Linked DNA regions of Homo sapiens: region 2 is linked to region 1. A link is an interaction called in ENCODE POLR2A ChIA-PET data of the cell type or tissue named here. Cell type or tissue: PC-3. All regions are shown on one strand. Links, peaks and the distances in the headings refer to the core of each region. The heading gives the core; the rest is flanking DNA. Region 1 has its middle 67 kb from the start of LINC02635. Region 2 overlaps PARD3 (par-3 family cell polarity regulator).

Evidence for each region. Peaks named below come from ENCODE experiments on the same cell type or tissue, not always from the same donor. Only the 100,000 strongest peaks of a DNase experiment are listed, where the experiment ranks them.
Region 2: POLR2A ChIA-PET joins it to region 1 with 5 read pairs; 3 of 35 experiments call an interaction of 5 or more read pairs at or near these places.

The regions. Positions count from the first base shown.
Region 1 is chr10:34,898,256-34,913,828 of GRCh38, reverse strand. No RefSeq gene overlaps it. Among named protein-coding and RNA genes, the nearest start is that of LINC02635, 67 kb to the left of the region's middle. In PC-3, for the core only: a CTCF peak has its summit at 8,087 (motif pointing right); a DNase peak (open chromatin) is centred at 8,398.
Region 2 is chr10:34,727,695-34,743,267 of GRCh38, reverse strand. The region is part of intron 1 of PARD3 (par-3 family cell polarity regulator); the gene reads left to right. Among named protein-coding and RNA genes, the nearest start is that of PARD3, 80 kb to the left of the region's middle. RefSeq lists an enhancer at 5,480-5,980. In PC-3, for the core only: CTCF peaks have their summits at 10,222 (motif pointing right) and 11,635; DNase peaks (open chromatin) are centred at 10,037 and 11,187; H3K4me3 peaks cover 1,213 bases; H3K27ac peaks cover 2,660 bases.

The sequences.
Region 1 (15,573 bases), core at 6,695-10,694:
CTTTCTCCATCCATCCTTCCTTCCTTCCTTCCTTCCTTCCTTCCTTCCTTCCTTCCTTTGCTCTCTTTCCCTCTCCCTCCCCTCTCCTCCTCTCTTTCTTTCTCTTTCTTTCTTTCCTTCTTTCTTTCTTTCATTTATTTATTTATTTTTAGATGGAGTCTTGCTCTGTTGCCCAGGCTGGAGTGCAGTGGCATGATCTCATCTCACTGCAACCTCTGCCTCCTGGGTTCAAGAGATTCTCCTGCCTCAGCCTCCTGAGGAGCTGGGATTACAGGCATGTGGCACCATGCCCGGCTAATTTTTTTGTATTTTTAGTAGAGAAGAGGTTTCACCATGTTGGCCAGGCTGGTCTCGAACTCCTGACCTCGTGATCTGCTCGCCTCATCCTCCCCAAGTGGTGGGATCACAGGCATGAGCCCCCGTGCCCGGCTTCCCTCCCCTCCCCTCCCTTCCCCTCCCCTTCCCTCCCCTTCCCTTCGTTTCCTTTCCTTCCCAAAACAGGGCTTTGCTCTGTCACCCTGGCTGGAGTGTACTGGTACAATCATAGCTCCCCACAGCCTAGAACTTGGGAGCTCACATGAACCTCCTGCCTCAGCCTCCATGCCTGTCTAATTTTAAAATTTTTTGTAGAGACCGGATCTTACTATGTTGCACAAGCTGGTCTCAAACTCCTAGGCTCAAGCAATCCTCTCTCCTCAGCCTCCCAAAGTGCTGGGACTACAGGCATCAGTCATCACGCTTGGCCAACCATGTGAGTTTCTTTATCATGCTAGAGTAATTTGGCCATATGGAGGCTAATTTGAAAATGCATTAAGATGAAGCTACGGATGATAATTTTTAATTAACAAGAGAAATGAGTTGTTCTTTCTCTTTTCCAAATCATTCCACAAGCCAATCCCTCACATGAGGCAGGTGGTCGGCTGTCAGGGACAAAGATGCACTAATGAGAAGCCGACATTCTAGACTTCCAGACTATGGCTGACGATGACAATGTCTAACACTACCCCTAGGATTCTGTCTAAGGAGTTAATTAAATGTCAACCAAACAGCCTCCCTTGGGAAATAACAACCCACACAACCCACAGAATCAGAGAAAATGTCTACAAATCACATATCCAATAAGGGGCTTGTATCCTGAATATATAAAGAACTCTTACAACTCAACAATAAAATAGAGCTGTGTGTTATTTCAAAGAGCTGGAAATAAACTTTTTTTTTTTGTTTTTGAGACAGGGTTTCACTCTTGTTGCCCAGGCTGGAGTGCAATGGCGTGATCTCAGCTCACTGCAACCTCCCCCTCCTGGGTTCAAGCAATTCTCCTGCCTCAGCCTCCCAAGTAGCCTGGATTACAGGCACCTGCCACCATGCCCAGCTAATTTTTTGTATTTTTAGTAGAGACAGGGTTTCACCATGTGGGCCAGGCTGATCTCGGACTCCTGACCTCAGGTGATCTGCCCACCTCAGCCTCCCAAGGGCTGGGATTACAGGCGTGAACCACCTTGTCCGGCCGGACAGAAACTTTTGAAGCGGAAGCATCAAGGTAGCCTTCTCAACCATTCCCTTTCCTAGGATCTTGTATTTTTCATGCCTCTTTGCCATGGTTCACATTCAGACATTATGTGGATCCTACCACTTTGTGGCATGGGGCAGAGCTCACCAAGTCCCTTCTGGCTGGGGCAGGCCTGGAGTGGGGGATTTGGGGCTCTGGTGGTGATGGGAGAGCTGGAGAGGCCAGGAAGGGCAAGGCCAGGCAGTCCTTTCTGCAGAGGGAGAGTTCCCACAGCAGATGCCAGATGCCTCATCCCACTAATTCCAGGATGGGGCTGCTTGCATCACCACACTGTCCACTCACATTCACCTCTGAACATCTTAACTTTCCCAGAATGTCCTCCTCATACTGCACTCACTATTTTGTACTATTTTTGTTTTTTTATTTGTTTGTTGAGACATGGTCTTGCTCTGTCACTCAGGCTGGAGTGCAGTGGCGTAATCTTGGCTCAATGCCACCTCAACCTCCCCGACTCAAGTAAACCTCCCACCTCAGCCTCCCGGGTAGCTGGGAATACCAACATGCACCACCACGCCTGGCTAATTTTTAAGTTTCTTGTAGAGACGGGGTCTCACCATGTTGCCCAGGCTGGTCTCGAACTCCTGGGCTCAAGGGATCATCCTGCCTCGGGTCCCAAAGTGCTGGGATTACAGGTGTGAGGCACTGTGCCCGGCCTTGTGCTATTTTTGAGTTAGGCTGTTGATGGAAAGTCAGCAGATACTGTTTTCTGTTTCATAGTGATGCTTTGGACTTCCATTCTGCTCACTCATTTTATATCTCCAGAGATGGTATTTAGAGAGCAAGGGCTGGACACTTGGCAGACGCTCCGTAAACACAGATTGACTGATTGACTGATTGGTTGATTGATTATAGGCTCCCTGCTCTCTGCTTAGGTCTTGGTGGCAGAGCTAAGGGTAAATGCATCCATCTGACGGGGGGGGGGGGCGGGTGGGGGGGGGGGGCGGGTGGGCGGGGGTGGGAGGAGTGTGCTTTGTAAATTTGGAGAGTGGGCTGTGCTGCAACTGGCTTAAAGGTCTAGAAAACCAGCCAGGTACGGTGGCCCACGCCTGTAATCCCAGCATTTGGGAGGCTGAGGTGGGCAGATCACCTGAGGTCAGGAGTTCGAGACCAGCCTCACCAACATGGTGAAACCCCGTCTCTACGAAAAACACAAAAATTAGCCAGGTGTGGTGCCGCACACCTGTAATCCCAGCTACCTGGGAGGCTGAGGCAGGATAATTGCTTGAACCCAGGAGACAAAGGTTGCAATGAGCCAAGATTGCACCACTGCACTCCAGCCTGGGCGACAGAGTGAAAGTCAGTCTCAAAAAAAAGGACCAGAAAACCACTTCATCGGCTGGGAATGGTGGCTCACACCTATAATCCCAGCAATTTGGGAGGCTGAGGCGATTGGATCACTTGAGGTCAGGAGTTCAAGACCAGCCTGGCCAACATGGTGAAATCCTGTCTCTACTAAAAATACAAAAATTAGCTGGGCGTGGTGGCAGGCACCTGTAATCCCAGCTACTAGGGAGGCTTAGGCAGGAGAATTGCTTGAACCCAGGAGGCAGAGATTGCAGTGAGCCGAGATGGCACTACTGCACTCCAGCCTGGGCGACAAGCAAAACTTCGTCTCAAAACAAAAAGAAAAACAAAATGAAAACCATTTCATCTAAGAGATTCAGCTCTGAGTGATGAAGGGTTGTATGATCAAGACCAGAGAAGCATCAAAACACTTACAGCCTCAGGATGAAAATGTCATGGGGTTGCCAGGGGGTGGGCAGCAGAGTTCATTTGTAGCAGCTCCCGGGCTGCTCTGCAATGTTTTGTGGCTCAGGGCCATGTGTAGCCAAACAAAAACAAGTGTTATAGGCCTGCTGGTTTCTAGCTGAATTCACTATTCAGAAATATGGCCAGTTTTTTCCCCCTATGAGCTTCATAGTCTCCTACCACAAAGAAGCTAGCAGATTCATGGATTTGAACTGCACTGAGAAAATATAACTCTGCTGGTATTCTTGAACTTGCAGTGTTTGTCTTTAGGTTTTTTTTTTTTTTTTTTTTTTGAGATGGAGTCTCGCTGTGTAGCCCAGGCTGGAGTGCAGTGGCACGATCTCGGCTCACTGAAAGCTCTGCCTCCCAGGTTCACACCATTCTCCTGCCTTTGCCGCCCGAGTAGCTGGGACTATGGGCGCCCGCCACCACTTCTGGCTTATTTTTTGTATTTTTAGTAGAGACGGGGGTTTCACCGTGTTAGCCAGGATGGTCTCGATCTCCTGACCTCGTGATCCCCCGGCCTCAGCCTCCCAAAATGCTGGGATTACAGGTGTGAGCCACGGCACCTGGCCTTGTCTTTAGGTTTAATGTTAAACATTGAGGATACAAATTTCATTGTAAGTCAGAGACATTTTTAGCTGCCGTCCCTGCAGTTGGAGCTGACTCAGCAGACGTATGGTTTTTGATTTACTGTGCCTGGCAAAAGTTATTATACTGAGGCATGTACTTTATTATAAACTTTTCTTGTATAATAACAGACAATTTGGCCAGGCTAATTGCTAAATTAAGCTCATCCTAGTCAAGCTCAGCTGATTCATTTAAAAGGTTATTGACCATTGACATTTTTACAAGTGTTTAATCAGACTAGTAAGTACTCTTAAAATGGAAATTTTGTGACAAACACACTCTAAGCTTGATAAGTAAAAATATGCACCATAAAGCCCCACCCACCACCCACAAAAAGAAAAATTATAGCATATACATATATACACACACATCACCTTTCAGCTGAAATCCTATAATTTGTTACATATGATTATAGAACAAGAACAAATAAGAAAATGGTTCAGGCTCTGATGAAATTTTAATAATAAAGTATGTTAGAGTGGCCTGTAGCATGTTTAAATAAAGCTTAAAAGAAAATCACTCTGCCCTGATAGGTAATAAATGTAGAAACACACACCCTTGGCTGGGAGTGGTGGCTCACCCCTGTAATCCCAGCACTTTGGGAGGCCAAGGTAGGGGCAGATGACCTGAGGTTGGGAGTTCACGATCAGCCTGGCCAACATGGTGAGACCCTGTCTCTACTGAAAATAATTAGCCGGGCACGGTGGCAGATGCCTGTAGTCCCAGCTACTAGGGAAGCTGAGGCAGGAGAACCGCTTGAACTCAGGAGGTGGATGCTGCAGTGAGCCGAGATCGAGCCACTGCACTCCAGCCTGGGCGACAGAGCGAGACTTTGTCTCAAAAAAAAGAAAGAAAGAAATACACACCCTATTTTGTGTTTTCAAATGAATAAAATTCAGATGCAAAGGACTTCACCTTGAAGAGCCAAGGCCTTTTTTAGCTATCAAAGATATGGTCCTTTTGCAAGGAGATTTCAAAATCCATGCCACATATACCTGAAAAACATGAAGGCTTAATTGGCTGGTTTTCCTTATGTGATAATAAAATGATCTGTTCTCTAACCTCTCATTTTTATGCTTGGCAGGAATGTGACTGTACTCGAACCAAAAAGACATCTGCTAGCAATTTGCAGTCTCAGAGCAGCCCACGGTTTTATGGAGCTTCATCTGAAACTCTGATTCATTTTTGAAAAAGTTAGCTAATGCAAGTGGGGGTGAGGGCAGCCGGCTCCTTGCTGGGGGATCGGCAGAGGAGGAGTTGTTTCCGCCAGCCCAGGTTACAGTTCTGTGCTCTGTCTCCCAGGGTCTGTCCTGATGAACTCAGGGTTTCTGGGCTGCCCCAGAGTGGGCAGTGGTAGGTGGGAGGTGCCTGTGTTGGGCCTGAGATTTGGTGCTGAGAATTTGGTCTCCTGCTTAGCAGTCCTACTTTTCATTTAATTCAATTTTTACTCCTGTCTTACTCTGACAGATGGGTATATTCTACTTGATACAGAAAGTTTACAAACTCATAAAATTGGAACCGTACACGCATATGCACACAAGTGCACACACACACACGTGCATATGTATGCACACTCACACATGTGCATATGTATGCACACTCACACATGTACCCTGCAATTAAGGGAAAAGCAGCTCAGGCCTTGGCCTCACACAGAGAGGGCTTCCAATCCAGTTCAGTTACTCAGAGCTCTGTGACCTTAGGGAAATGAATTAACTTTCTCATTTCCTTATTTAGAAAATGAACATCATAATGCCTGCTTTGATGGAGATGACATGATATATGTAATGCTCCTGGAACAGAGGACAGTATTATTTTATATGGCCGGTGTACTTCTTCCTCCTGTCCCCCCTACTTTGTGCTATTTATTGGAAGATCTATTTTAGGTCCTGATGTTTGCACAGACCCATTCAGAGGACAGATTTGGAAATCTGGACAGATTTTCTTTTTCCTGTTGCCAGAAGGAAAACAAATGATAAGCCTGTTTTAGGTCTTACTTGTGGTGCAGTTTCCTCTCCACCTAAATATCTGCACGAGCCTACAGTGGAAAGAGATGAGCTTAGGCTGGGTGAGATTGGGAGCATTGCTTAATTGCTTTGAACTTGAGTTTGTTCAGATAGAAACCAAAGAAATTAATATCTAACTTGCAGGACCATTTCCATAAGATAAATAATATATGTAATACAAATGGTTGTTGCTTTTTACTCTCATATTGCCTAGTATTTTTTTCTCTTTTATTTTGTATTAGGAATTCAATGTGGAATCGCTTAATATTTCTTTTTCTTTCTTTCTTTCTTTTTTTTTTTTTTTGAGACAGAGTTTCGCTCTTGTTGTCCAGGCTGGAGTGCAATGGCACTATCGTGGCCCACTGCAACCTCCGCCTCCCAGGTTCAGGCGATTCCCCTGCCTCAGCCTCCCGAGTAGCTGGGACTACAGGCGCGCACCACCACGCCCAGCTAATTTTTGTATTTTTAGTAGAGACGGGGTTTCACCATGTTGGCCGGGATGGTCTGGATCTCTTGCCTCGTGATCTGCCCGCCTCGGCCTCCAAAAGTGCTGGGATTACAGGCGTGAGCCACCATGCCCAGCCTCCTAACTCTTTATAAACCAGAAAACATTTCTTAGAACTCCCTCCCCATTCCCTCTTATTTTGCATATGGCCAGAAATGGGCACAACCACGTCCCTAGATAAATCACTGCCTGGGGGAATGGAGCCATTAGAACTGGCTGAAAATGCTGAGGTTTGCCTCTGAGCCTTAGAGGAGATGTGTGGACACCATGACAAAACTAGGGCTTTCCCAGCAAAGGAGAAATTGGGGAGTGGCGGTGGCTGGCCGTGCGGCATGTGCGTCGCACCAAGTGACATGCTCCAGTTTGCTTTGGAAGCTTTTCTGTTCTTGTGAAGGTACTGATGGCCTTTCCCTGTTCCCCTTGCAGATGAAGTGGGAGTCCCTCAGTCCCTGACATTTCCCCAGCCTCACAGAGACGTGCAGAGGCCACTGATCGTGACGTGAGATCTGCCTTCAGTGGCTCCCTGTGGCCAACAGGCGGGCTGCGTCAACTGTCGGGCACCAGCCTCGTCCTCTTCGACATGCTCCGTGCATCCTGACAGGGTGGTCTGTAATTTCAGCCTCAGAGGTCAGGCTCTCACGCCCTTCCGAGTGGAGTGCCTCGGCAGCGGGTTGTTATTTCAGGACGCCGAATCAGTCTCAACACTGGGGGCCAAGACTCTTCACAAATGTGTCTTCCGGGGAAAGGTTTATCCACCAGGACGCCCCATGTGTTTGTGAATCTGACTTGGGAATCTCCGGTGAAATGAGGTCCATTTCAGTCATATCTGTTCTTATGGTTTAAACTCCGGCTAACATTTCTTTATCTCGAGTGTCTGGATGAGATGAAGGCTGTAGGGCTTACAATACATATCCAGCAACGCTAAGGCGTCTTGGAATTTTGGTGGAAAAGATGATGCGAGCCATCACGATACTCAGAGCAATTCTCCTGTCTTTTGAAAAATAGAATTTGCTTCCTGCCACAGCCCCAGGTGTCCTGATCAGATTAGAAGTACTCCAGTTTATGTCCAGCCCAGATTTTGAAAACTGATCTGCTGTGACGATCTCCTGGTTTTCTAATTTGCATGTCTCCCTGCTTCTACCCAATGTGGTGAAGGCCGCTGCAATCACCCAGCCCCATCCGAGGGAAGGCAGGGAAGGCGGATGCAGGCCTGGGCAAGTGCTCTGCAAGCTTGCTCTCTTTGTGTCCTGGATGAAGTGAGCGTCTCTCTTCTAATCCATGTAGACTCAGCATCTAGGAAGAAGCAAGAGTCGATTCTTTGTAATACAGGCTGAAAATCTCCCAATCCTTTGCTTCCTACCTTGTTTTTATCTATAAACTTGATTTTCGTTTCCTCTGAAAATTCCCCATCAAACCAAATCCTTCTCCCCTAATTCCTCCCTGCATTTAACACGATTCACCTTTGCCTGTGTGTTGTAGGATAAACAGCCCGCTGCCTCAGTGAGAAGAATGACAAACAGAATAATTTAAAAAACAACCAACTGACAAATCTGAACAAGCTTTGGTGGTGAGGACCCGATTAATTACACTTGTCCACACCCAAGCTTGGCAGAAGGGGGTGCCCTGGGAATGTCTGCAGAAGCCAACCCCGTGCCTGAGGGGTCAGGGGTCAGGGTTGACAGCCCTTCCCTGAAGCTGGATACTCCCAGCCCGGGAGTAACTCCAGCCTGAAAGAGAACTAATTGAGGATGCTTCTTCTAAAGGTAGTGACTGCTATGTTCTGTCTGCTGGGTTCCCTTTAGAGTTCATGGGATACATTCCATCCAGTTGCAGGGCAAAGAGAGGGCCTTGGGGTAACCATTAGTTCTAGGCATGGAAACCTGGGCTTACAAGCAAGTGCTCAACCGGGTGCAGCCGAAAAAGGGAGAAATCCTGGAAATACAGGATAGTCGAGTTCCTCCTGGGAGCTTGGCAGTCATGATTTAGACAACATGCACCTAAGAATATGCTGATTTTACAAATACCTCAGCTAACTTGTGGTAGAAATACCAGATACCATGTGGGTCCCCAGCTGCAGTACTAATAGGCTAGGCTGCCTATTGAAGCCATCAAAAGTCACTTACACTGTGTAATATGGGAGACGCCAAATGCTTACTAGGCCCCCCACCCCAATGTCCTTCCTCTTAACAGGACACAATACCTCTAATGCCTGAATCTTTTATTTAAAGGAGCTAAAAGTGAAGGAAGTCCACAATTAAAACACAAATATGGGCTGGGTGTGGTGGCTCATGCCTATAATCTCAGCACTTTGGGAGCCCAAGGCAGGAGAATCTCTTGAGCCCAGGAGTTTGAGACCAGCCTAGTCCACATAGCAAGACCCCATCTCTGCAAAACAAACAAAAAATACACAAATGTGTTACACCGAAGGGCATCACAGAACCCCATAATCATCCATTAAAGATCACTGGAAATGTTGTTTATCTGAGGAGGCAGCTAGTCATAGGGGGGACCTCTTGAATAAGGGCCAGGAATCTCCCAGTTTTGAAGGAAGGTTCTGGAACTCTCTGGTAGTTTCTTTCTTTTTTTTTTTTTTTTTTGAGACGGAGTCTTCCTCTGTCACCCAGGCTAGAGTGCAGTGGTGCGATCACGGCTCAGTGTGCAACCTCTGCCTCCTGGGTTCAAGTGATTCTCCTGCCTCAGCCTCCCGAGTAGCTAGGATTATAGGTATGCACCACCATGCCCAGCTAATTTTTGTATTTTTAGTAGAGATGGTGTTTCACCATGTTGACCAGGTTGGTCTTGAACTCCTGACCTCGGGTGATCCACCTGCCTCGGCCTCCCAGAGTGCTGGGATTACAGGCGTGAGCCACTGTGCCCAGTCTCTCTGGAACTTTCTGATACTATATAAAAAGAGGCAGTAGGAGCAGTGAATGGCCTTGTGCTGCCTGCTGAAGAATGAACCCACGAAGGAATGTGCATTAAGGGTGTGGTGTTGGGCAGCTATCTGGGAGAGGAACACGGCCATTGGCTGATTCCAGGTCCAGCACCCAGGGTTCACCTGAGGCAACTGGTCCATACTCGAAGTTGTGTCAGATTGCATTTTCTAAACAGTGGTCACAAAATTGTCCCCACATTATTCCCATGTAATTTTTTGAAAGTTATTTGTTTCTTATGATTTTTGCATTAATACATGAGATGCATTTGTAGTTTTCTTGGTTGAAGTGTGCCATCTCAGGTTCTGAAATCAATGTTATATTTCATAAAATAATTCAAGCATGTTCCTTCTTTTCTACATGCTAGAACAATTTACACAGAATTGAGTACTACCTGCTCTTTAAAGATATCTTAGAATGCCCCTGTGACACTAGTTGGGCATTTCTGAGGGAACTCTTTGGCAACTTTTTCTCTTTGTTGTATGAGAATCAGAATGCTTTGATTTTTTTTCTTTGGGATCCATTTTGCTAAATTATATTTTCCAAGAAAATTGTATTTTTCATCCAAGTTTTCAAATTTTACTTTCATGGAGTTGACCAAAGTATTTCCTTATGGTTGTTTTAATTTAATATAGTTTCGTGGTTTTCTCTTAGTCTTTCTTATTTTGTACATTTGCATTTTCTACTTTTTTTTTCTGTATTAAGTTAGCTAGTGCTTTTCTATTCTTTAATTCTTTTCCCCAAAGATTCAGTTTACTTCTTTTTTTTCTGTTTTCTAATTCACTAAGTTAGAAAGTTCTGTTTTTATTTTTATTAATTCATTCTTTCTACATCCCTTCAGTTTATTTTATTGTTCTTTTTCTAAGCTAGATGCTTGGTTCATTTGGTTTTTATTTATTATTTATTTAAGTATTTAAACCTATGAATTTATCTTCCACTACTACCTTAACACTATCTCATAGATTCCAAGGTGTGGAAAATGTATTGTTTTTGTTATTTTTATTTTCTAGAAGTCCTGTGATTTAGGTTAATATTATATTTTGATCCAAGAGTTAAGAAGAATTTCTTTAAATTCATATAGGATAAACTTTAAAGATGTTCAGGTGAAAAGGAATTTTTGTTATCTGTTTTTAAAAATTAATTTATCATTTTATTGCATTGTGACCAAAGAAGGCTGCCTATGCTGTTTCTATGTTCTGGAATGTATTGAGGTTTTTTTCGTGGCCTCATATGTGGTCAGTTTTCCTGAATGTTCTATTCTTGAATATTCTTGAAATAAGAATATGCTCTATGTGTAGAGAATATGTATATATATATATGAACGATCATGTTTAACATAGATTATATGAGAGTTCTATATTATTGATTTCATTTTTATTAATTTGATTTGTCATAGACTATAGAGTCAGGAATGAAACCAGCGTGATTCTGTTTCTTTCTCCTTTTGTATCCTGTAATTCCAAGTTTATGAGTGCCATTGCATTGTTATTTGGTACTCAGTTATTTATAACTATTATATCATTATATCTTCACTGTGAATCATACCCTTTAGCATTACAAGGTGTTTTTATTGGTCTTACTTAATCTTTTTTTTTTTTTGGCCTGAACTCCAATTTACCTAAAATTAAATTAAAGCCATGACCTGGCCGGTCACAGTGGCTCATGCTTGTAATCCCACCACTTTAGTAGGCCAAGGTGCGTGCATTACCTGAGGTCGGGAGTTTGAGACCAGCCTGACCAACATGGAGAAACCCCGTCTGTACTAAAAAGACAAAATTAGCCGGTGTGGTGGTGCATGCCTCTAATCCCAGCTACTTGGGAACCTGAGACAGGAGAATCACTTGAACTTGGGAGGCAGAGGTTGTGGTGAGCCGAGATCGCGCCATTGCATTCCAGCCTGGGCAACAAGAGCGAAACTCCGCCAAAAAAAAGAAAAAAACCATGACCTTTGCTTTCTTCTGGTGCACTCTCCCTTAATACAGCTTTACTCATCTTTTCATTTTCAATATTCTGTTCTAGTTGTGTTTCAGGTAGAGAGAATTATGTTTTGCCTTATGATTTAACTTAAAAATATTTTTCTCTTAGTTGGGATGCTAACCCCATTTGTATTCATAGATGTGACTAAGGTATGTTTAGTCTTAGATCTGTTATATTGTTTTCCATTTTTTTAAAATTTGTCTATTTGCTTTTGCTTTGTTTTTTATATGTAGTTCTTCTGATATTTAGAAAGATTAGTATATTTAGAAAGATTAGTATATTAGTATATTTAGAAAAATTAGTATATTTTTTCTAGTAGACACCTTTATAATAACTTTATTTTATTTTGTAATTTAGTTTTTATTTTTGTTTTTATTTATTTTTTTTTGAGATGGAGTCTTGCTCTGTCACCCAGGCTGGAGTGCAGTGGCGTGATCTTGGCTCACTGCAGCCTGCCTCCCAGTTTCAAGTAATTCTCCGGCCTCAGCCTCCCAAGTAGCTGGGACTACAGCCATGTGCCACTATGCCCAGCTAATCTTTTGTATTTTTGGTAAAGATGGGGTTTCACTGTGTTAGCCAGGATGATCTTGATCTCCTGACCTTGTGATCCGCCTGCCTCAGCCTCCCAAAGTGCTGGGATTACAGGAGTGAGCCACCAAGCCCGGTCCTTATTTATTTATTTTTTTAGATGGAATCTCACTCTGTTGCCCAGGCTGGAGTACAGTGGCACAATCTTGGCTCATTGCAACCTCCACCTCCTGGGTCCAAGCAATTCTCCCACCTCAGCCTCCTGAGAAGCTGGGACTGCAGGCGTGTGCCACCATGCCTGGCTAATTTTTATATGTTCCAGTAGAGACTGGGTTTCACTATGTTGGCCAGGCTGGTCTCAAACTCCTGACCTCAAGTGATCCACCCACCTCGGCATCCCAAAATGCTGGGATTATAGGCGTGAGCCACTGCTTCCGGCTATAACGATACATTTTTTTTTTTTTTTTTTTTGAGACAGAGTTTCGCTCTTGTTGCCCAGGCTGGAGTGCAGTGGTGCGATCTCAGCTCACCCCAACCTCCGCCTCACAGGTTCAAGCAATTCTCCTGTCTCAGCTTCCCGAATAGCTGGGATTACAGGCAGGCACCACCACACCCGGCTAATTTTGTATTTTTAGTAGAGATGGGGTTTCTCCATGTTGGTCAGGCTGGTCTCGAACTCTCGACCTTAGGTGATCCACCCACCTCGGCCTCCCAAAGCGCTGGATTACAGGCATGAGCCACCGCGCCCGGCCAACCTTTGTTCTTTTAATATGTTTACACTTTTGTTACTTGAGCTGTCAATTTTAGTATCAGTCAGGGTCTAGAAAAACAGAAACCCCACTAAAGCCTTTAAAGCTTTAGGTTTTAAAGGCTTTAGGCTGGGCGTGGTGGCTCATGCCTGTAATCCCAGCATTTTGGGAGGCCGAGGCGGGTGGATCACCTGAGGTCAGGAGTTCAAGACCAACCTGGGCAATATGGTGAAACCCGTCTCTACAAAAATACAAAAAAAAAAAAAGAATTAGCTGGGCGTGGTAGCATGGGCTTGTAGTCCCAGCTACTTGGGAGGCCGAGGCAGGAGAATCGCTTGAACCCAGGATGCGGAGGTTGCAGGGAGCTGAGATCGTGCCATTGCACTCCAGCCTGGGTAACAGAACAAGACGCTGTCTCAAAAAAAAAGAAAGAAAGAAAAGAAAAAGCAACAACAACAAAAAACTAATGATTGACTTTAATTCAGGAAATTGGCTACATGGGTGGTAGAAGAGTCAAGAAGCCAAATGAGACCGGGTAGGAACCCACAGATTAGTAACACCAGAAAGCCATGACTTCCTCTAGGTGGGTGGGAGAAGGTGGTGTGACTGTTTGGGGACAGGGGTTACCTGGTAGTAGCTGTGACCTAAGAAAAATGTGTGGGCCGGGTGCAGTGGCTCACACCTGTAATCCCAACACTTTGGGAGGCTGAGGTGGGCGGATCGCCTGAGGTCAGGAGTTTGAGACCAGCCTGGCCAACACGATGAAACCCGGTGTCTACTAAAAATACAAAATTAGTGAAACTCTGTCTCAAAAAGAAAAGAAAAGAAAAGAAAAATGTTGTGGGGTAGGAGCTTTAGCCCCAGAGGCAATGCACCTGCTACTGGCAATGTTGCCCAAGCTTCTCTCCTTCTTGTCACTTTCCAGTTGTCCTCTTGTGTCTTGACATGGCTGACCCAGAAAAACAACAGGAGACACAGGAGCTATGAAACACAGCTTGCAGGGCCCAGCCTTCTCTTGACACTGATCAGAGCAGCAAAGGGGTGAGGACTGGATCTGAGGGCAAGGGGGCAAAGGACCAGGTTTAAATGGTACCCTTTGACGACCAGTTTCTACTTTTTTTTTTTTTTTTTTTTTTTGAGATGGAGTCTTGCTCTGTCGCCAGGCTGGAGTGAAGTGGCGCGATCTCAGCTCACTGCAACCTCCACCTCCCAGGTTCAAGCAATTCTCCTGCCTCAGCCTCCCAAGTAGCTGCGACTACAGGTGCACGCCACCATGCCCAGCTAATTTTTATATTTTTAGTAGGGAGGGCATTTCACCATGTTGGCCAGGATGGTCTTGATATCTTGACCTCGTGATCCATCCAGCTTGGCCTCCCAAAGTGCTGGGATTACTGGCGTGAGCGACAGCGCCCAGCTGACCAGTTACTACTGATGACATGTTCATGAGCTTATCCTCCTTCTTACCTCATTTCCCCAATCACTGTTTGTGTCGGTGGCATCCTTTCTGCATTGCCAAGCATATGCCATTTTCAGTCTGTTCTGTCACCCTCCTTCCACCCCATCTGTTTTAGTCTTAGTTCCGTGGCTCTGGATATTCAAGACCCACCCAGAGTATCTTACCCTCATTACTCCAATTATTTCTTACTCAGCTAAAATAGACACCCTATTGTCCTTAAGTAGTCCTTAAATAGTGTCCTTAAGGATGACACAAGGATCAATATACTCTGCATCTTGGCCGGGTGTGGTGGCACACACCTATAGTCCCAGCTACTCGGGTAGCTGAAGCAGGAGAATCGCTTGAACCCGGCAGGGCGGAGGTTGCAGTGAGCCAGGATCGCACCACTGCACTCTAGCCTGGGCGACAGAGTGAGTGACAGACACTGTCCCAAAAACAAAACAAACAAAACAAAACAAAACAAAACAAAAACTGCATCTCTAGACTTACACCTAAGGACAGTTAGGCTCAGCAGGCCGCTCTTGTCCCTTTCTTTCCTTAAATATCTTGTGAGTGTTGTTCTACTGTTTAATATGGGTTAAAATAACACACAAAGGAATCCAAGGCCAGCCTGAGTTTTCCCCTTTTGTAAATAACTAGATTTTTGTGTGCTGGGCTGCCCAAAAAAGCCTATCATTTCATTAAAAGTTCAATGACTTTTCTAGAATATTTGTCTATGACTATTTGGGGTCAATTTTCTTTTTTTGTATCTGTGACAGGGTCTTGCTCTGTTGCCCAGGCTGGAGGGCAATGGCATGATCATGGCTCACTGCAGCCTCAAACTCGTGGGCTCAAGTGATCCTCCCGCCTCAGCCTCCCAAAATGTTGGGATTACGGGCGTGAGTAACCACGCCAGGCCTGGGTAATTTTGATTGACTTATCTTGCATTTCATTTAGTCTTTCCTCTGATGAGATTTTCTATTTGCTGAGACTTTCTTCAGTTGAAAACATGTGTCTTTTACTTTACTGACAGTAGTTACAATATCTACTTTAAAATCCTGTCTGTGAGTTTCAACTGGGTTCAAATTGGGATGTGGCTTGATTGATTCTCTTTTTTCTTGAGAATGAATTCCATTTTCTCTTTTCTTTTTCTTTTTTTTTCTTTTTTTTTGAGAGAGTCTCGCACTGTCACCCAGGCTGGAGTGCAGTGGCACGATCTCAGCTCACTGCACACTTCGCCTCCCAGGTCCAAGGATTTTCCTGCCTCAGCCACCTGAGCAGCTGGGACTACAGACACATGCCACCACGCCCAGCTAATTTTGTATTTTTAGTAGAGACGGGGTTTCACCATGTTGGCCAGGCTGGTCTCAAACTCCTGACTTCAGGTGATCCACCCGCCTCGGCCTCCCAAAGTGCTGGGATTACAGGTGTGAGCCACCACGCCTGGCCAAATTCCATGTTCTTGATTCTTCATATGACAGGTAATTTTGG
Region 2 (15,573 bases), core at 7,663-11,662, 170 kb after region 1:
GAAACCAGTCACCTGGTGTTGAAGACAGCAGCAGAGGAGTACCGTGGCCTAGCATGGAGCTCTGCCATGCCTTTGGTTCTTTCTGTGGACACATTTTCATGGAACCTAGAGATTTTCTGGTTTGGGGAAGGATACAATGGAAAAATAATTATGAGATGATGATGATAAGATTTAATTGAATATTTGCTAAGTCCAGTGCATACTATTAGGCCTTCAACATATGAATTTATAATCCAATGAATTAGATATTACGTTCCTTTCTTACAAAAGGACATTGAGGCTTGGCGATATTAATAAATGGCTGAGTGGTACTTGGCACCCAAGACCGTGTGACTCCGAAGCTCCTGCTTTCAGTGAAGGAGCCTGTGGTAGGAACATAGGGTCTGCAGTTTCAGATGTTGTGGCCTGCTGTGCCTTGTTGGTGATTGTAGATTCTTCACGATCAATATGGAGAAGGCTGCCTGCATTGTCTCCCTTCTTCTTTTGAAAAATTAGTTTTTACAGATAATTGCAAACAATGCAAAATTAAGGAATGCAATCTCTTTTTGACGTTTTACTCCCTAGTAGTGACTGGTATTAAAAAGCCTCCACGCAGTACAGGATGTGGGTAGATCAACCCTGGATTGGTTGGTTGGGATGTGATTCATTAGATCATCTATGAGATTCTCTGTTTTTTAGGTCAGAGTAATTGCCATTGATCTTATGATGCAGTTCTGCTTCCAGGACACTTAATGAACACGGAAACTGAAAAGTAAAGAACTTGGCCTGTAGGGTCTGTGAGACGGGACCACCCCTGGGAGCCGTGTTGTGTAGAGGCCATCCAGCCAAGGACTGCAAACGTGGAGATCTGTTGTGGCAGTGGATTGGATTAATCTCTATTAATCAGTCTATTAATCTGTTGATCTCTAGCTGAACAATCTCTTTTGTTGAATTGTTGCATTATGATATTTATCGTGACTACTGAGATTTTGGTCCCCCCCTTACATTGGTGTCAGAGGCAAGTGCCTCTGATCTCATCCCAGTTCCTGTCCTTGTAAACTCTGTGATTGTTTGTAGTTTGTCATTAAAAATAGTTATCAAAGGCAAGTAATTTGGAGGTTTAATTGAGTGGAGGAAACTTGGAAGAACCAAGTTTCAGTAGCATGTAGCTATCACGTGAATTTTCATCCTCCCAAGGTTGTGCTGGGGAGATTGAGACAAAAGAAGTACAAACACCTTGAAAACTAAATAGGCAGTTCCTGTGCCAGGCAATGGGATGGGATTGTCTCATTGCTTCTGAGTATTGTCGCTGAACCTGATTATTATGAATTTACCTTATTGTTATATTGTACATTTTAAGAAATTTTTAGGTATTTTATATTCTAATGCTTGCAAAATCTGGAATCATCCTGTGAGTTTACAAAAACCAGTAATGGTCTTTTTGAAGTACTTTATCAACTTTTGTTAATTTTTCTGTGTTGTATGTGCTTCATTAACTTCTGTTAGACTATAAGAGATTTCTCAGTAGTGCCTACTGAATCCATACACAATGAGGGACAATAGGATCCCAGGATCATCTGCTCCACAGAAGCAGGTATCACAGTGGCACCGACCAGCATGGGAAGAGTTTTTGTGCTGACAGCAGGGCATTCTCTTTGTTCTGTGGTCCATTTGTAGATGGCTGCGCTCCTCTGCACAGGGGCTGTCGCTTCTGCATGGATTGGTGTCTAAAAACCCCACCTAAATGAGAATTAGATATTCCCTTTCTTCTTTACCCAGAATTTTCTTTTTATAAATAAAAATAGGCTGGGCACAGTGGCTCATGCCTGTAATCCCAGCACTTTTGGAGGCTGAGGCAGGAGGATCGCTTAAGCTCAGGAGTTCAAGACCAGCCTGGGCAACATAGTGAGACTGTACCACTACAAAAAATAAAAAAACTTAGCCAGATGTGGTGGTGCATGCCCGTAGTCCAGCTACTAGGGAGGCTGAGGTGGGAGGATCACTTGAGCCCAGGAAGTTGAAGCTGCAGAAGGTTGTGATCGCACCACCACACTCCAGCCTGGGCAACAGAGTGAGACTCACTCTCTCTCAAACAAAAAAAAAAAAAAAAAAAATTTGGTTTACGAAAACACAGCAGTTGACTTTTCCATAGGCAATTTGTAGGTTTGGCATTTTACTGCCTTTAGAGATGTAGTATTGAGTATAGTCTGTTAGCCTGTTGGTCTGTTCACCCACAAATAGGCCAGTTCCAATTAGCTATAATATTTGTTTTAGGGGGAAAAAGTCTTATGTAAACAAATTATTTGCATTTATACTTTTGTTAAAAGTTGAACTCGAGTTAGTTATTTGAGACACCAACATTACCTGTCTACCATATTGTTCATATAGTGATAGTTCTGTGTAAGTAGACTTTAGTCAAGCTTCACATTAAAAAAAATTTAACCACTGTTTACCCTACTTGGTATAATTAGTAGGCTTTATCAATTTTTTTATGCTGTGAAGTCTAGATCTCAAAAGATATACGTCAATTTTTTGTTGTTCAGAATGAAGATTCTGTCTGAATCAGTAGGAAAAGAGGGGAGGGAACGTGATTTGTTGTTCACATGATATAGAAGAGGCTGGTGAGAGAGGCCTTTGGAAGCCTTAAAACAGCTTGGTGTGAAAGTTAGGGTGCCCTGGGAGCTGACAGGTAGGAGGAGTGGGAGGGGGAGATGGGGGCGGGAGTCAGAAGAACAGCTCAGCTCTGAACACACCTGTTACAGTCCTATCACTCACTGATGATAGAAAACCGCATTTTGTTGGAACGGGCACAGTGATTGTCAAGGAAGTTGTCTTGTGCTACTGCCATGGATTCAAAAGATTCTTGGGTCGTGAAAGAGGTGGCATCAGAAGGATATGTTTGTTGACAGGGAGACCAGATGCACTGATCCATTTTTTATCCTTTTGCCTTCAGAGCATCCTTGTCTCCTTGAATTCACTGCTGTCTCAGAACCCAGGAGGGCTGTCGGAGCCCTCTCCTGCAGCTCAGCTCCCAGGGGGCTCTCCCAGCAGGCTGGGGCTGTCTCCCAGCCGGCCAGCTCTGCTGGAACTGGAGGAGGCAGCCAGCTGCAATGGGACTGCCTCTTTTTCGTCTTGAAGTGGTTTCAGGTTTCCTCCCTTTCTCCTCTTGGGGTGGGGACGGGAGGCTCTCACCAGCTGTCGCCTTTGTGTTTTTCTCTCTCTCCAGCTCAAGTCAGCTGACACCTTTCCTTTCTTCCCTTCCCTTCTCCATGAACTTGCACGGAGTCGCTGGCGGGTCAGTGTGTAGGAGGGTGAACCGTAGCAGCTGTCCTTGCCTTCCAACTCTGGTTCTGCCCTCCTCCTGACTTATCCTTTCTCCCTTTCTTTGACAGAGATAGGGAATATTTTCCAGCAAGCTTCAGAAAACATTCTATGTGGTATGTGCAGAGAGATCCTCTATGCATAGAATCTTGCACAGGATTTAAGAGGTCAGTGCATGGGGCATTTTCTATCCCCTGCTCCCACTTTATTGAATATCATACTGAACTCAGTAGTTTAGGATGCATTCCTAAGTTTAGGGAAAGCTGTGAGGATCTTTTGATTCATTCTAGAACATTCCAAAGCACCACTGAGGTTGCACAAGGTGGTTCATAGCAATAGGACCGTGATGCTTATAGGGCAAGAGGAGGGGATATCACAGGACCTCTGGGACAGAGGGAAGCACTGAGGCCTTCTGCAACTCTGCAACAAAGTTCCTGTGATCCCCTGCCCTCGCCTCTCTCCCAGCACTCCTGGGATTTCAGCATTTTAATTAATATAAGTCAGGTGGACGCTTATCTTGCTGGATTCCTCAGTAGTACTTGATATGGTTGATCCCTTCCTCATTTCTTGAACAGCCCTCTGGTGCGGTCATTCTTTAACATAAACTTTTTATTTTAAAATAACTTTAGATTTATTAAAAACTGCAAAGATAGTAGAGAGAGTGTACCCCTCACCTCATCCTCTTTGCTAATGTCTTACATCACTGTGATGCATTTGTCAAAATGAACCAACGTTGACTTTAACTAAACTTCAGAATTTATTTGCTGTTCACCAGTTTTTCAGTTAGTGTCCTCTTTCTATGCCAGGATCCAGTCCAGAGGGCTACATTGCATTTAGTTGTCAACTTCATTTTATGTAATAAAAACTTTACCTACATTTCAGTGGTTGGTAATTTTGTTTAAGGAGGTGATCCCTTAAACAAAACGGAGAAAGTGAGTTACTTTCTGCTAGCTGAAGTGTTACTTTACATCCATTTGTAAATTTTTGTTCAGATATATCAATCATTACCATTTACTGAACACCCCCATTTGTGCTTGTTCTGGTTTTATGTTTTATGCTACAATGTGCTCTAAACATTTTAGAAATAAAATTAGCAGTACTTTGTGTGAAGTGGCAATAGGCTTCCTCCCCTTGACCCCTTCTGTCCCCTTATTTTGAGACAGGGTCTTACTCTGTCACCCATCCTCCCCCTGACCTCTTCTGCCCTGTTTTTTTAAGACAGGGTCTCACTCTGTCACCTAGGCTGGAGTGCAGTGCGGTGGCGTGAACACAGCTCACTCACTGCAGCCTGGACCTCCTGGGCTTAGGTGATCCTCTCAGTTCAGCCTCTCTGGTAGCTGGAACCGCCGATGAGTGCCACCATGCCTGGTTAATTTTTAAATTATGTGTAGAGATGGGGTCTCCGTATGTTGGCTTTTCTTCCATTTTAATGAGGTATTTTAATGAGGTAGTGATGTGCTGTGGAGCTTATTAAAAATGGGATTCTGAGGCCATGTGAGGTGGCTCACACCTATAACCCCAGCACTTTGGGGGGACCCCAAGACGAGAAGATCCCTTGAGGCCAGGAGTTCCAGACCAGCCTGGGCAATATAGTGAGACTCCATCTCTAAAATAAAATACAAACGAAAATGGGATTCTTCCTGTCTGAGTAGATGGATCTAGTACCAGCTTTCCCAGGACTAGTGGTGCTTATAAAATCCTGATCATTCCCTCCAGCTATCTTATTAGAAGTGTTTTCCTTAAAGTCATACATGCATGTATCATGTAGGATGGTTAGTCTAGCATATGTGTGTTTGTCTTTGGTGGTGGGGCAAGAGTGGGAGAAGAGGAGGTTGTATTTCTTCGTAGGTTAAAATTGGCTTTAAAGACAGAGAAAGAATAGAGTAGAAAATATTCGAGGGTATTGCCTGTAGTAAGACCCATATCCTGTATGAGGCAGTCCAGAGTCTCAGCTTTTTCAGCAAGACGCCCCCATCTGCTGTTGCCTTCTTCCTCCTGGGCCTTTGCCTAATGGGCCCTTTGCTGTGGGCATTCTCAATGGCAGTTCTGAGAACCACCTGCGGGCCCAGGCGTCCCTAGCGTGGTGTGCTGTGTTCTTGTGTTCCTACTTTCCTAGATGTTTCATGCTGGTTTGCTGTGTGTCTTAGTTCATTCGTGTTGCTATAAGAAAATACCTGAAGTTGGGTGATTTATAAAACAACAGATTTATTTCTCACGGCTCTGAAGGCTGGGAAGTCCAAACTAGGTGCCAGTGTCTGGTGTGGGCCTGGATTCTGCTGCTAGGTTGGTGCCTAGCAGCTGAGCACTCACGTGGTGGGGGAGCCGAGGGCCCTTTTCTAAGGCTAATCTCCTTCTAAAGGCACCTCCTCTCTACTGTTGCGTTGGGGATTAAGTTTCAGCATGAATTGTGGAGGGGACACAAATGTTCAAACCAGAGCACTGTGGTTTTGCCTCCCCCAAATAGAATGCTCATTGTGGGAGGGGATAGGATTTTCACCTCTGTGGTAAAATCGGCTCCATAGTGTTGGGCAGACGTCTTTCTTAGTCCTTGTTGGGGTGGAGGTAACCGCACCACTTCAGCTGTCCTTTAAGGCAAAATGTAGCCAAGCACCTGAGTGGAGCTTTTGGCTTCTGACTGTTGTTAGTGGAGAAGTGGGAAATCTTCCTTGCCTGAGCACATAGTTACAGAATAACCCTTGGCTCCTGTTGAAAAGTGAAAGGCACATTGTATGCATGAGATACCTTTGACCTCACCGACTATTTGCTCAACCACCTAAATAAACACCCCGTATTCTTGGGACCAGGTCAATACTGCAGACCCCTGCTTCTCTCCGTCCCCCTTTCTCCCCTTCACCCGCTTTCTCATTTCTGTTTCTGTAACTGTGTCTTGCTGTTCTCAGTTGGGATTGTGGAGCATCTCAACCGTAAAAGGGGAGGGAGACATGAGTTTGTTGCTTCTGACCTTTTGGGATGTCTAAAGTCACCTATTTTGGCCAGGCATGGTGGCTCATGCCTGTAATCCCAGCACTTTGGGAGGCAGAGGTGGGCAGATCACTTGAGGTCAGGAGTTCAAGACCAACCTGGCCAACATGGCGAAACCCTGTTTCTACTAAAAATACAAAAATTAGCTGGGCATGGTGGCGCATGCCTGTAATCCCAGCTACTTGGGAGGCTGAGGCTGAGGAGAATTGCTTGAACCTGGGAGGTGGAGGTTGCAGTGAGCCTAGATTGCACCACTTCACTCCAGCCAGGGCAATAGAGCAAGACTCTGTCTCAGTAAATAAATAAATAAATAAATAAATAAATAAATAAATTAATTAATTAATAAAGTAACCTATTTCCAACATTTTGAAATAACTCTTTCTTCAGTGTAGTTGTCACTTTCTTTATGAACACAGACAGTGGTGCGGATTCAAGTGATCTATTTTTGTTTCATTTCTTTTATAGCTTTGTCTGCTGATGAAAAAAAAATTTAGCTAGGTGTGGTGGCATGTGTCTGTGTTCCCAGCTATTCAGGAGGCTGTTGTGGGAGGATCACTGGAGCACAGGAGTTTGAGGCTGCAGTGAGCTGTGATCATGCCACTGCACTCCAGCCTGGGTGACAGAGCAAGACCCTATCACCAAAAAAAAAAAAAAAGGGCCAGGCGCAGTGGCTCACGCCTATAATCCCAGCACTTTGGGAGGCCGAGGCAGGCGGATCATGAGGTCAGGAGATTGAGACCATCCTGGCTAACACGGTGAAACCCTGTCTCTACTAAAAATACAAAAAATTAGCGGGTGTGGTGGTGGGCACCTGTAGTCCCAGCTACTCGGGAGGCTGAGGCATGAGAATGGCGTGAACCCGGGAGGTGGAGCTTGCAGCTAGCCGAGATCGCGCCACTGCACTCCAGCCTGGGCGGCAGAGCGAGACTCTTGTCTCAAAAGAAAGAAAAAAAAAAGTAACAAGTTTGGTGTGGTGGCTCATGCCTGTAATCTGAACAATTTGGGAGGGCAGAAGGATTGATGACTTGAGCCCAGGAGTTTGAGACCAGCCTGGGCAACAGAGTGAGACTCTATTTTTATTACTCCAAGAAAAGTGTCATTACACAAGTGGAGTGTATACCATATATATAAAAAATATTTCTGTTAAAAATGGGATTATACTACAGTACATATATTGCATTGCTGAAATGATTACAGGCAAAGTGTACTGATATCCGCCACTTACTTTAAAAGGAATAAAAAATAAGGGGGGTTGTTTCAAATTTTTTTTCCTTTTATACTGCAAAGGGCCTGATGAGAATCTTTTCAGATAAATCATTGCATATATCTACTTTATTTTCTTACGGGAAAGTTTGGAAGCCCATGTGGGTAGGTTAGCCCATTTTGATATTCATTGCTGATGAAGCCCAGGAGATGGAATGCTTAATATAAGCCAGATTTTGGGACTGGCAGCAGATCTGTTGTGTTGGAACAGATCATTCAAGGAGCAGGGACAGAACTTTGAATGTGGTTAGTTGTATTGGGGTTCAATGTCAGATTGAGTCAGAATTTCAATTTGCAGCTAGTGAGAAGTCCTGTAATCGTTATTGCATATTCCATAATATCTTGTCATATGAACCTATCATAACTTTATTCCTTTAATGAAAAGAATATTTTCTCAAATTTTCTGCTGTAAATAACTAGTGCTATAGCATCTCTACAGCTTTATTCTTGTGTATGGAAGCTACGAGTAGCTTAGAGCAAAAGAAACATACAACTTATGTCTTATTATTGACAAATTGCCCTAAAAAAGATAATTGATCTCTCTCGTGAATACTAGGTTATCTACTTATTATTTTCTGTTGTCCGTTTGGATATACTCAAAAAGTGCTACATCATCATTGCCTTAATTTCCCTTAGCACCAGGGAATTTTACTGTTTTCTCACATGTTTACATCCTTTTCTCAGAATTTCCTATTAATTTATCCATTTTGCTCTTGGGGTTTTTTTTTTTTTTTTCCCATAAGCCCTTTGTAATAGTAACTTTAAATGCAGTACACATTGAAAATATATTTTCTGTATTTTGTCTGCTGTTTAACTTTTTAAAATGGCATATACCATACTTTGTACAGAAATGTTAAACTTCCTGGCTTTTGGGTATTAACATCTAGTGTCTTGCTTAAGAAGGCCTCACCTTAAATTGCAAACATATTCTCTTTTTATATCTAATAGTTTAAAATTAATGAAAGAAAGCATTTTGAATCTAATCTTGAATTCATATGGGATTGATTTTGTATTTGGTAAGGTAGGGACCTAATTTCTTCCCCACACTCCTCCAATAGGAAAGCCAGTTGTTTCAACACAGCATGTGAAGTTTTTTGTTTTCTCTTTTATTTTAAAAATGCCCCATATGGGCCGAGGTGGGCGGATCACAAGGTCAGGAGATCGAGACCATACTGGCTAACACAGTGAAACCCCGTCTCTACTAAAAATACAAAAAAATATTAGCCGGGCATGGTGGCGGGCGCCTGTAATCCCAGCTACTATGGAGGCTGAAGCAGGAGAATGGCGTGAACCCAGGAGGCGGAGCTTGCAGTGAGCTGAGATCGCGCCACTGCACTCCAGCCTGGGCGACAGAGCGAGACTCTGTCTCAAAAAAAAAAAAAAAAAAAAAAAAAAAAAAAGGGCCCCATATATTTGTTATATGTGTAATCTTCAATGATGGGAATTTGGCAGATTTTCCAAGTGCAGAAGTGTATCACTCACATGCCTTTTTGTAGTGCTTTGTTGATATAATGAATTTACTTTTTAGTAGTTGAGTAACTGATAAGGCATTATAGTAAAAGTTTTTTAAAGGATTTTTTTGAACCTGAGAAATAAGTTTTAACATTCTAAATAATAAATTAGGAGATTAGGAAACATTAAAACCATATGGTTACTTTTTACACTTTTTTTTCTGAATAAGTGATTGTTATGTTTGGGGTTAATTTTGTCAATGGGAAATAAGTATAAAACAGCTTTGTTCTTTCTATGACTGCTTATGGTAAAAAAAAAAAAACAGCTTTGATTTTACTTTCGCAGAAGCATAATTTACTCTCTTCTTTTGTGAATTGGTGTTAGCTTTATATTAGGAGTTTTGAGAAAGATGGTTTATATTAATTTTGAGTCTGCTTTCCAGAACAAATACCTGATAAAAACTCTAACCATGGCAGGGTGCGGTGGCTCACGCCCATAATCCCAGCACTTTGGGAGGCCAACACCAGCGGATCACCTGAGGTCAGGAGTTCGAGACCAGCCTGGCCAACATGGGGAAACCCCACAGATCTCAAACCCCGTCTCTACTAAAAATATAAAAATTAGCTGGGTTTGGTGGCACACGCCTGTAATCTCAGCTGCTTGGGAGGCTGAGGCAGGAGAATTGCTTGAGCCCGGGAGGAGGAGTTCGTGGTGAGCCGAGATGGTGCCACTGCACTCCAGCCTGGGTGACAGAGTGAGACTCAATCTCAAAAGAAACAAAACAAAACTCTAATCATGTTTGTCACTAGTTGTTTTTTTAAGCTGAATAATTTTTCTTTTTAATCACAACGTAGAATTATGTTTGTATTGGAATCTTGGACAGCTGTTAGTGAATAAAATTTTTATTTAAATTTTGTCTTAAAGCATTTTTGGAAGAGTGATTGTAAGGGACTTTCAACACATTCTAATAGTCACTGTCAATGATACTGGGAAAATTCTACTTCCATTTGTAATCAGGAAATGACTAGTTAATCTTCACTTGGTTAGTCATGCTTTTGTGGATGGTGATTAACGGTGTTAACTTTGAACTTTGGTATAAAGTGTAAGTAGAGGCAGGCAAATATTTCATTGTAGTAGTGAGACTTTTATGTTTTCCATTGATAGAGGTGAGCTTCTTGTTTCCTTGTCCCAGACCCCTTTATTTTGATATCACCTTGTTTCCTGTAGAGGGCAGAAGAGAGAGGGAGTTCAAAGAGAGGGTGGGAGGTGGGGAAGAGACACTAGACTGGAGTCTTCATAGAGGAGCTCCTCCGTGGGTCCCTCGTCTGCCTGGTGCCCGATGGCTGTCCCTCATGTTGCTATTTGTAGTGGCCTTCCAGTATGTTCCTCACACTGGGTGTGAGTATTGCTGAGGGAGGTATGGGTTTGTGAGGGGTGGTTTTCCATTTATTTGAAGGCTCAACTTTCGTATTGCAAAGGCAAATATTATGGCGTAACGTAAATTCTATATGAATTTTAACTCATTTACCTATTTATCACCGATTAATCAATTACTAATTATTTATTATTGATTGATTGATTGTCTTGCTCTGTCCTCCAGGCTGGAGTGCAGTGGTATGATCATAGCTCACTGTAGCCCCAAACTCCTGGGTTCAAGCAACCCTCCCGCCTCAGCCTCCCAAACAGCTGGAACTACAGGCACATGCCACTATGCCCGGCTAATTAAAAGAAAATTTTTTCGTAGAAATGGAGCCTTGCTGTGTTGCCCAGGCTGATCTCAAACTCCTGGTCTCAAGCTGTCCTCCCACCTTGGCCTCCCAAAGTGCCATTATAAGTGTCAGTCATTGCACCTGGCCTGTATGTATTTTAAAAATAAAATCAAGATATCTCACAAAATACTTCAAAGACAATTTGTATGGGTGGGGGTGGACAAAGGGATTAGTGCAGTTTACTTCAGGCCTCCTACCCTAGAGTGTCTCCATTTTACTACTTTTGCATGTACTTGAGAAGACCTGCATTGTGAGGCTTAGCTGTACTTTTGTTAATGTGACTGTTTTGTAGTTTAATGTTTTCAGAAGATTGCGTTTCTTTTTTTTTCTTACCTTTCAATAAGCGTTCTCAGGTTGAAAGAGTGCATATCTCAATGATGGTATGTAATGTTTTCATCGAATAGCCCTTTGGCAGCCGGCCTTTTAAAGTTAGAGACAGGGAAAACACCCTGCTGTCATATATTTTTCAAGAAAAGATTAATAGCTGTGATTCATTCTGCAAATAGCTATTCTTTTTGAGAGTTAGTCTTGCAAAATTTCTTCCCTTCCTTTTATTGTTGTCCTATCAATTCTGAGAAACTGAGAAAAATGAGCCTTGGGATTATTTCTCATTATACTTGTCTCACTGAATTTAGTGGGCTTATTTCTTCACTCCTCTCTTGTAAATATTTGCAGACTCATTACAGCATTTGCCTTTCCTGTGATTTAAATTAAAAATAAAGATTTTGGTAAGCTGTATGTGGCATGATGAAAAAACTAGGAGACTGTGGAAGAAGGAATTAGGAGATGGGAATGTTGGATATTGCTATTCAACTACTATTTGATTGTGAAAAAAATTACTTCTTGATTTTTGAACTTCAACTTTTCTCAATTGTTGGTGACCTCTAGAGTCTTTGCAATCCCTTTAAGTTCTGTGATTTTAATGGCAAATAAGTACTTTTATTTTACGACCTCAAAAGTGTGGTCATTTTATGAGAAACTTTATAGGACATGTAGCTATAGGTTTTTGTGTTGCTTTCAGACAAACTTGGAATGATAGTTCAGGTAATGTGCTAATCACTACAAATTTGTCTAGTCAGCGCTAGAGCAGCAAGTGTAACTTTTATAGCTGTCCATGTCAGTGGATTGTGTAAAGACTAATAAGACTTGAAAAGACTAAGAGGTAGTGAACAGCTCTCCAAATGAGTTGATTGAAGTCTGTAGGCAACTGAGGGTCTCATATCAGAATACATTTTCTTTGCATACATTTTATGCCATGCAAGTTGAAACTCAGGCCTGCTCTGTAGAAGAATTCCTAAAAGAAGATGTCTTAATTTTATATTTTGACTTTTTTTCTGATTTGGAAGATCATTATAAAGGTGAGAGAAAACAGCGTAAAAAAATTGCTCATAGCGTATTCAACAGATGATTATAATGATGACTTAATCAAGTATGCACAAATATCTTTATCATATGGAAACCCTGCCCGTAGAAGTTTGTAGCTGTGAAATTCTTAAGTTTGGGGCACAATGTTGTGTACTTACACTAATAGAGCTATATAACCGGGTCAAATTGTGGGTTGGTTTAAGAATTTCACAAGAGAAATGAATAGTTGTGGTTCTTTCCTTGTGTGTATGCGCTCATTAAGGCTGCTGGAATCCTCACAGCGTCTACTCGCTTTGCAGGACCTAATGGAGTACGTTTTTCAAATTTAAATTTTTATTAATTTCAATTTTATTTTATTTTGGAGACAGAGTCACCTTGGCTGAGTGCAGTGTTGCAGTCATAGCTCACTGCAGCCTTGTACTCCTGTGCCCAAGTGAGCCTCCCACCTCAGCCTATCCAGTACAGGTAGGACTACAGGCATGCATCATCACACATGGCTAATTTTTAAATTTTTTTGTAGAGACGATGGCTTGCCGTATTGGCCAGGCTGGTGTACAACTCCTGGGCTCAAGCCATCCTCCTTCCTGGGCCTCCCAAAGTGTAGGGATTACAGGCGTGAGCTCCTAGCCATGGAGTATATTTTGAAGACTGCCTTTGGCTTCATCTTGTTTTTTTAAAAATTGATTTCCCCTGATTTCTATATTATTGTTAAAAAGTAGTCCTGCATTATGTAAATTTATAGCTGTACAGTGCAGTTTAAAGTTGGTGAAAACTTTTCAATCTGCAAACTCATTAATTTCCAGGTCTGGTTAATTTATCCTTTAGGAAAAAAAAAATTGGATTTTGGAGAGAGAGAGGTGAGATTTGTAGATGCGTTGCTTTTGTATACCATCCACTTCTCTTTATATATTGTTGGATTTAATTTGGTGATATATTGTTGCTGATTTTTGTACCTTAGTTCATGAGGGAGAAGATGTATACATATTTGTCTGATTTTGGTATCAGGTTTATTTTGGCCTTTATAAAATATTTTAGGTGAGGATATAGCCCTGAGACATTATTTTATTTTATTGAGCATTTTAAGAAACACACTAAAATTCTTAATGAATTGCTCTTTAGGTCTGGTTCAGGCTATAAAACCTATTAAAATTCTCCAAAGCACATTGTTGAAAGCCCCTGATTTCTAGGGGAGGGAGGTGATGTTGGATGTGTTTTTATCGGAAGGAAGGATCTTTCCTTCTCTTTCCAATCCGTTTAAATTTAATCTCTCCCTGGGGATGCATCACAGATGCGTACACAACAGCCAGGAGTGAAGTACAAGGAACTCCTTGGACCATGGTCAGATTACTTTTCCGGCTCCTCCAGGAGACTGCTCGCTGCATAATGAAGTTAATTTGTGTGTGTAATTTCCTTAGTGGATTTTTAATTAAGTGGAAACTTTTGGGGCACTTGTCAGGTTCATTTACTGTAGGAGACCCTTCTATATTAAATCAAGTTCTACTATTTATAGATGTTTAGCTTCCATTTTACATGTAGAATCCTTCAAATTCTCACAACAATCCTTTTTTATAGCATCATATCTTATCTTATCTTTTTTTTTTTTTTTGAGATGGAGTCTTGCCCTGTTGCCCAGGCTGGAGTGCAGTGGTGTGATGTTGGCTCACTGCAACCTCCGCCTGCTGGGTTCAAGTGGTTCTCTTGCCTTAGCCTCCCGAGTAGCTGGGATTACAGGCACCCACCACCACGCCTGGCTAATTTTTGTATTTTTAGTAGAGACGGGGTTTCACTGTGTTGGCCAGGCTGGTTTTGAACTCCTGACCTCAAGTGATCCGCCCACCTCAACCTCCCAAAGTGCTAGGATTATAGGCATGAGCCTCCACGCCTGGCCAATAGCATCATATCTTTAAAAGCGTAGGCTGCATTCAGCATTTTAAGGATTTATATTCATAGTCACGCGCCGCTTAAGGAGGATTCATTCTGTGAAATGAGTTGTTAGGCAGTTTCATTGTGCGAGCATCATAGGGTGAACTTACACAAACCTAGGTTGCAGAGCCTACTGCACACCTCGGCTGTGTGGTCTAACCTGTTGCTCCTGGACTGCAAACCTGTACAGCCTGTTACTGTCCTGAATACTGCAGGCAGTTAGAACAGAGTGGTACATAGTTGTGTTTCTAAACATATCGGAACCTAGAAAAGGTACAGTAGAAATACGGTATTACAATCTTATGGGACCACTGTCTGTGTGCGGTCTGTTGTTGACTGAAATGTTATGCAGTACATGGCTGCATGAGATTAACTTGATAATTTTGCCTGATATGAAACCTAGAATATTACATTAAATATGAGAAACCATTTAAAAAACTAATGTACCTCCTGAAAATTTGGACTTTTTGACTGCTACATCTAGGTAATGAGAAACAAAAGGCAAGTACAGAAATGGTTGTATTCTGCTGGGCAATAAAAGCCTTTTACTGCTGCTTGGGATGACTTCATCCAAATTGGGAGCACTTAGAAATAGACAACAATGTGACATATTTACTGGAAACTGATTAGCAGCATTAGGACAAACACAAGTGTGTCAGTTTAAAGTGGAGAGTACTTTGAGGTGCATATTTTCCATTTTTATTATTCATCTGTTAGGGCACATTTCAGGGTTGAAGAGAGGTTTGGTGTTTTTTTTCCTGAAGTGCCCCTGCGTCATTGCAGTTCTGTGAAAGTATTCAAGATGTGGGACTAGCTGGCTGCTAATGTGACTATTTTTCTAAATTACAAAAACGTTCAGAAATGACATTTAGCGTCAGAATCCTTTAGATACTTTATTTGCTATTTAATGTACAGGCTTCCTGAAGAATATTTGTATGTATTTGAAGCAGTATATAATTTTGTCAAATATTCAAGAGCCTAAATTTGAGTGTTTTCTAAAAACAGTATTTTATTACATATGGTAAATTTGGTAAATTCTTAACTAGATAGAAAATAGAGAATAAAGGGCTTTTACTCTGTGTTTTTCTTGCCTACAGATTCATCATACATACTGTGAAGCCTCGAAATGCCTAGAGTCTAATAAATTAGACTTAATATACCTACTTGTTGATCCAGAATGCATTGCAAGGATCTTGTATTGTCTCCGGGTTGACATGTTGAATGTTGCTTGTCAGATATCGGGTGCTGAAAAGGCCTGTGCCCAGTATGTGGTAATGGTTGAGTCTGGAGGGGTTGGATGGAAGTGGTGTGTGTGTGTGTGTGTGTGTGTGTGTGGCGGAGGGAGGGGGTTGCATACTTGTGTTTCACCTGCGTGCGTGCGTGTGTGTGTGTGTGTGTGGTGGAGGGAGGGGGTTGCATACTTGTGTTTCACCTGCAGTAGGGAAACCTTTTCATTCTCCAGCAGGCCGGGGTTTCGTAACAGGGCTGGAGGAATGTTATTCTGGCAACAGTGTGTGTG